2 separate regions of the Homo sapiens genome follow, and region 1 is linked to region 2. Evidence: read pairs that join two places in POLR2A ChIA-PET (ENCODE). Cell type or tissue: HepG2. All regions are shown on one strand. Links, peaks and the distances in the headings refer to the core of each region. The heading gives the core; the rest is flanking DNA. Region 1 overlaps RAB8B (RAB8B, member RAS oncogene family). Region 2 has its middle 32 kb from the start of LACTB.

What was found. ChIA-PET counts read pairs that join two places held together with the same protein. Peaks named below come from ENCODE experiments on the same cell type or tissue, not always from the same donor. Only the 100,000 strongest peaks of a DNase experiment are listed, where the experiment ranks them.
Region 1: POLR2A ChIA-PET joins it to region 2 with 5 read pairs; 4 of 35 experiments call an interaction of 5 or more read pairs at or near these places.

What each region holds. Positions count from the first base shown.
Region 1 is chr15:63,232,165-63,235,076 of GRCh38, reverse strand. All of the region lies in intron 1 of RAB8B (RAB8B, member RAS oncogene family), which reads right to left. Among named protein-coding and RNA genes, the nearest start is that of APH1B, 44 kb to the left of the region's middle. In HepG2, for the core only: no CTCF peak of the experiment used is centred there; a DNase peak (open chromatin) is centred at 1,226.
Region 2 is chr15:63,087,974-63,090,885 of GRCh38, reverse strand. No RefSeq gene overlaps it. Among named protein-coding and RNA genes, the nearest start is that of LACTB, 32 kb to the left of the region's middle. RefSeq lists an enhancer at 1-540. In HepG2, for the core only: no CTCF peak of the experiment used is centred there; a DNase peak (open chromatin) is centred at 1,425.

The DNA.
Region 1 (2,912 bases), core at 100-2,599, 140 kb before region 2:
AGGTAACTAATACTGGATCAAGTTCAGATTGGATCAAGTTCAGAAAGTGAGGGGCAGAGCAGGGAAGTGGGGTGGCAAGGAATGCTAGCTACTCTGATTTCAAGCAGGGGGTTTGGGGACTTTTCTTCTCCACCTCGAGGAAAAGGAGTTTTGACTTGGACCAAGGACAAGTGAAGAATACACATTTGGGTCACTGTTGGGAGTGGCACTCTGGCAGGAAGAACAAAGGAGTTCTGATTTTCCATTCAATGGGAGAAGGCGGACAGCCACTGCCCCACCCTTGGGGTGGGAGGTTTGGGCCAGGAGGCTCTTTCCTGCACCTCTGAGGAGAAGGCAGGGTGGTATTTGAGGTTTCTGCATTGTCCAGCGCAACCCACAGGGCATCAGAGCTCGCAGATACCTCACCACGTGGCACCAGTGAGGGGTAAGGAGCAAGCTCTTACCCAGAGTACTGCTTACCAGATATTTCTCAGCAACCAGTGATGTCGCTGGAGGCAGCTGAGGGGAAGGGCTTGGCCAGCAAAACAGAAAGAAGGAAACTTTCAACCTGGCCCAAGTCCATAGTTAACAGATCTAACAGGGAAAAGGAACTTGGAATGAGCAGTACTGGGCCACTTTTCATTCCACAAATTAGATATAATTGAACATGGTAAAGGGACAGATTGACAAGACTCTTTTACACTAAAGTTAAATTAGTCAGTCAACAGATATTAATAACATAATCTTTTCTGTTTCAAGAGAATAGGGAGGTTGCCCCTGCGTTTGTGAATGGGTGAAAGGATACCATTGCTGGAGTGTGGGAAAGAGTAGTTTTCTTGGCCTTCGGAACTCTCTCTCTAGGGCCAACTAGTTCTCCTGACCTTCAGCATAAGCTGTGACTTGATGCATTTTGGCCGGTGGGTGCTGCAGCTTAGAACACACACAGCTCTCCTGCTTTGAGTACTATCTTGGGTCTCCTGGGGAAGTCTGCTGCCTGGTCCAGAAAAATCAGGGGTAGAAAAACATCAGGGACCTTCAACTAAGGTTTTCTATACCTCGTTCCCACTGAATTTCTTTTAAAAGACTAATTTGGCTGCAGTCATGAGAACCTTGAAAAAAAATTCAGACTTCTGGGTCATTCAGCCTTTCAATGAATCATAACAATGCAAGATTTCAATGCTGGGTTTACTCACAGCACTGCACATTTTTCTACAAAGGTTATCTATCCCCTTTGACCCACTTTAAGAAGCAGAAGTTAAATACTGTGCTTTTACAGTTAAAAAGGAAAAAAAAACAGGACTTTGTTTCAAAAGTACATTTGGAAACACGTGATCCCAGGCTATCTGAATATGGGTTATGTGGTTTGTATATTTACATTTCAGAGATCTTCCAGAAATAGAAAAATAGTTTCCCAAATATTGAAGTCTACTTTAAAGAAATGCTACATTCACCTCCTTAAGATTTTGATTAACAATAAAGATACAGTTCTTGCCAGTTTTGAAACTTTCTTTGACAATCAAATTTTGCTTATGCTTTTTTTGGTTTGAATTTAGATTAATGAAATTTTAGAGTAGCTGATTTTAGGATAATTAGTTGAAATCTCTAATTAGAAAAATGGACTACTGAAATAAAAAATGAGTCATAAACTGAAGCTTTAAAATATTTTTTTCTCAAAATAAAGGACTTGGAGAAAATGTAAAGGTAGAAATAAATCAAGAATGTTACTTAGATTGAGACTGGGAACAGTGGCTAATGCCTGTAATCCCAGCATTTAGGGAGGCTGAGGTGGGAGGATCACTTGAGGCCAGGAGTTGGAGACCAGCCTGGGCAACATGATGAGACCCCACCTCTAAAAAAAAAAAAATTAAAAATTAGCTGGATGTGGTGGCACGTGCCTGTGGTCCTAGCTACCTGGGAGGCTGAAGTGAGCGGATAGCTTGAGGCCAGGAGTTAAAGGCTGCAGTGAGCTATGATCATTGCGCCACCACTCCCCAGCCCTGGCATGCCATGAGACTATTCTCAACAAAAAAGAAAAAAAAAAAGAATGCTACTTAGATTGAAAAAAAAGAGGTCAAGGCATTGTTCTTTCATAAATATACGTCGCATAAGTTATAAAGCTATTTTCACCAAGTATAAGTTATTTTGCTGGATATATTTATAACTATTTAAATTTTTGTTTATTTATATTAAAATTGTTTTCTTGTTTGAAAATTAGGAAGTCTAAAGTTTAGGAGGAAAAACACAATAAAAGTAAGTTTAGAAAACATTTAACAACAGTGTGAAATGATCACTGGCAGCCAAATACGTTTATTTTAGCTTTGTTCAACCCAACAGAGGAAAACGGGGCATTTTTTAAGGGGGACAAATGGTCAGCAAATATAACTTGCCCTTAAAAAAAAACCTGATAAACTAAGAAGATGGACTAGAATTTTCTGACGTGTTTGGTTCTTCCATCCTATGAATAGGAAGTGGCAAATTAAATGGCATTTATATATGTCAACAGTGACACACATTACCACTTCCTGCTAAAAAAGCTGAACGGCTTTACACTGTTTCAGAATTTTCTATTTGTTACTAAATTAAATTCAATTCTTGGCATTCTTCATATGACAGCTGTACCCATAAGATCTAATCATACCAACAAAATATAACAAACTCATAAACTAATTTCAGAAATTAGGAAGAATTTACTAATTTCTCTTTGAGCCATAAACATGCATTATAGATATACAAATAGTACAATTAAGAATAGTTTTAAACAATGTCTCTATTTGAGTCTCGAAGGGCTTTAATTTGTAAGGTTAAAATATAATGATCTAATTAACCCTTAATATATCTCTGGGAAATAAATGAGCAAAATAAATAACTATATATCAAATGATAACTACTAAAATATAACTATGTGTTGAATCATAAATAAAAGGTTTCTAAAT
Region 2 (2,912 bases), core at 195-2,694:
AGGTGTCTGGAGAACGCAATTTTTTCCTCCTCCCTTTTCTCAAGTGTAAGAGTAAAATCATTAAAGAAAATAATGCGCCCTTCAAAGGCGAATTGGCAATCAGTGTTGAATTTTAGTGCTGGAGTGGGTGACAGCACATCCCAGCTGCAGTCAGGAGACCTACCGCTGCTGAGTGACGCTGCACCAGCCACCCGCCATCAGCCACCAGCCCCCAGCCAAGCGGTCATTTACCACCCACTTGGTCTGGCTCACTTTCTGTTTCCTGAGTTATATTAGCTCTAGTGGAGACCTACCATAACAGTTCATCACGCTTGAAAGGTGCTTCTTCCTCCCAGAGAACTTCACGTCCACCCTCTAAAAGCTCATCTGTCTGAACAGCCCTTCAGGGTTAAAAGCACCTGTGCTCAGATGGACTCTGAATTGGAAGGTTCTGAGGTTCCATCTAATCCTGTTATTACCCAGACTTCAGCTGGGCTCTCATTTCACCTCTCAGAGATTTGGTTCAATTTAGCCTGGACCCCAATTCCAGGGCCAGTTTAAGACCATTACAGGCCCCAGGGTCTTTTAATTATGGAGTCCGCATTCCACATAATATCAAACACATTAGAATATACCCATATTTCACATTGAGTATCACATTTTTGCTGTAGAAAGGATCAAAAGGACTTTATTAATCTTGCTTTTGAAATTATAGCTGCTCATTGACTACATGTCTGGCTATGTTCTCCAGGCTGGCATTGTGCATGCACAGTACATTTTATGGAGGGAGAAAATAAAACCTTAGCGTTATTTTCAAACAGAGAATCCAGAAACACTAAATTTAAACATGAATGAATTGACGTTGTTTGTTTTATAGACATTTAATTAAAATGTATTCCTTTCAATTTCATACTTTTCCTTTTATATTTTAGATTCAATAATTTTTTTTTTTTGGCATGTCACGTATTTTCACAGGCCTTTGAAAAAAGCTCATTGGCCAGAGGCCCTGTCCCCGGGGCCCTGCAGACCAGATGGCTCTGCTGGTGTTTGCTGAGAGCCCTTCCCAAGATTTTGCCCCACCCCTCACCTCATTCCCAGCATCTTTCTGATCCCCTGCTCCCTGTTCCTGTGTGTCTATCTGCCTGTGTTTCAGTTTCCACTGGTATCAAAACTGACCGCAAAGCCCAGCTCCTTCACTGTTACATGGACATTTCATGAGGTTGGTACCTGGACACATTCTGAGGACCATGGAGAACTGTCACTTACATACCTTGTAAGCTCCTGCCATCTGCTTGGCTCCACCCTTTCCCTCCCAGTGCCCACCCTCTCTCACTCCACATCCTGCCAAGGGCAGCTCTCCAGGGAGCCTGCATCACATCAACCACTTCCCTTGTCTGGCCGCTTCTCTTTCAAACAGCCAGGAATGCCTGCAGTCCCTATCCCCCTTGAATCTGCAGAGCAACATTGCTCCATCTCTACACAAGCATTATCCGATGACTTCATCCCTTCCAGAGCTTCCTGGGCAGGAGCTGCTGCTGGACACTTCCCAGGATGAGGATCTCACCGTCTCTCAGGACAAGGCTTTTGCTTGCTTTTGGCCTGTTCTCACCATTAAAAAGGAATAAGATGAGGCCAGATGTGTGGCTCCTGCCTGTAATCTCAGCACCTTGGAAGGCCAAGGTGGGAGGGTTGCTCCAGCTCAGCAGTTTGAGACCAGCCTGGGCAACACAGGGAGACCCCATCTTTACAAATACTACTACTACCAGCACTACTACTATTACTACTACTACTTGTAAAATTAGTTGGGCGTAGTGGTGCATACTTGTAGTCCCAGCTACTCAGCCATCTGGATCGCTTGAGCCTGGGAGACTTGAGGCTGCAGTGAGCCATGACTGTGCCACTGCACTGCGGCCTGGGCAATAGAGAGATACCTTGTCTCAAAAAAAAAAAAAAAAAAAGAAGTAATAAGATGAATGTGAATTCTGGCTTTATTTCAGCTGCTCCTGATCCTGCCTCTGGGCTCCTTTGACCTTCAGCCTTCCCCCTGAGAGACAGAGCTGTGTCTCCATGGGACAACTGAGGAGCCCTGTAGTAAAGCCCCAGCTGAGATCCAGCCTCTTGACTTGCAGTCCTGGGCTTTCTCAAGGTCCTATTTTCTCCCTGACTGCCTTTTATTATTCGGCTTTCTTCAGGGAAGAAATGCACTGCACTGTGAATTTCCTTCAGCAAACAGAAGCTCTCTGCTTGTTGAAGTAAACAGAGCTGTGGAGGGTGGGGGGCGGGGAGGGGCCGGGGTGGGAACAGGGCCAGCTTCCCCACTAGCCACAGGAGGCACAGTGCCCAAGGCCCACAATAGGACCCATGGAAATGATGCGATTTCTTTTACAATCGGGAGAAAAAAATAACTTTTAGGTCAAATAAAATGTTTTAACATGTAATACAAATATATTTGTCTTCTTACCAATGCAGATGTAAAGTATGATTTTTAATTTTTTTTTCATAAAGTGGCCCATGAAGGCAACAGTACGCAGGGTCCAGGTCCACACAGTGATAATATGGCCCTGGTGGGCAAGGGTCTCTGGACTGAAATTTATGTGTGACAGTCCATTTAATGGCACAGTTGTGCTACTGAGGGGACAGAGACCTGGCACCTCCTGGTCTATGAGCTACCATCACCCCCCCAACACACACACACCCAGATGAACCAGTGAAAGAATGACAAGGCTGGTTCTGTTGGCGTGGTCAGCGTGTGTTGGGTCCAAATGCCCAATCCTTTTGGGGGATTTTTCTTTTTTTTTCTTTCCTTTTCTTTTTTTTTTGAGACAGAGTCTCGCTCTGTCACCCAGGCTGGAATGCTGTGGCGAGATCTCAGCTCACTGTAACCTCTGTCTCCTAGGTTCAAGTGATTCTCCTGCCTCAGCCTCCTGATTAGC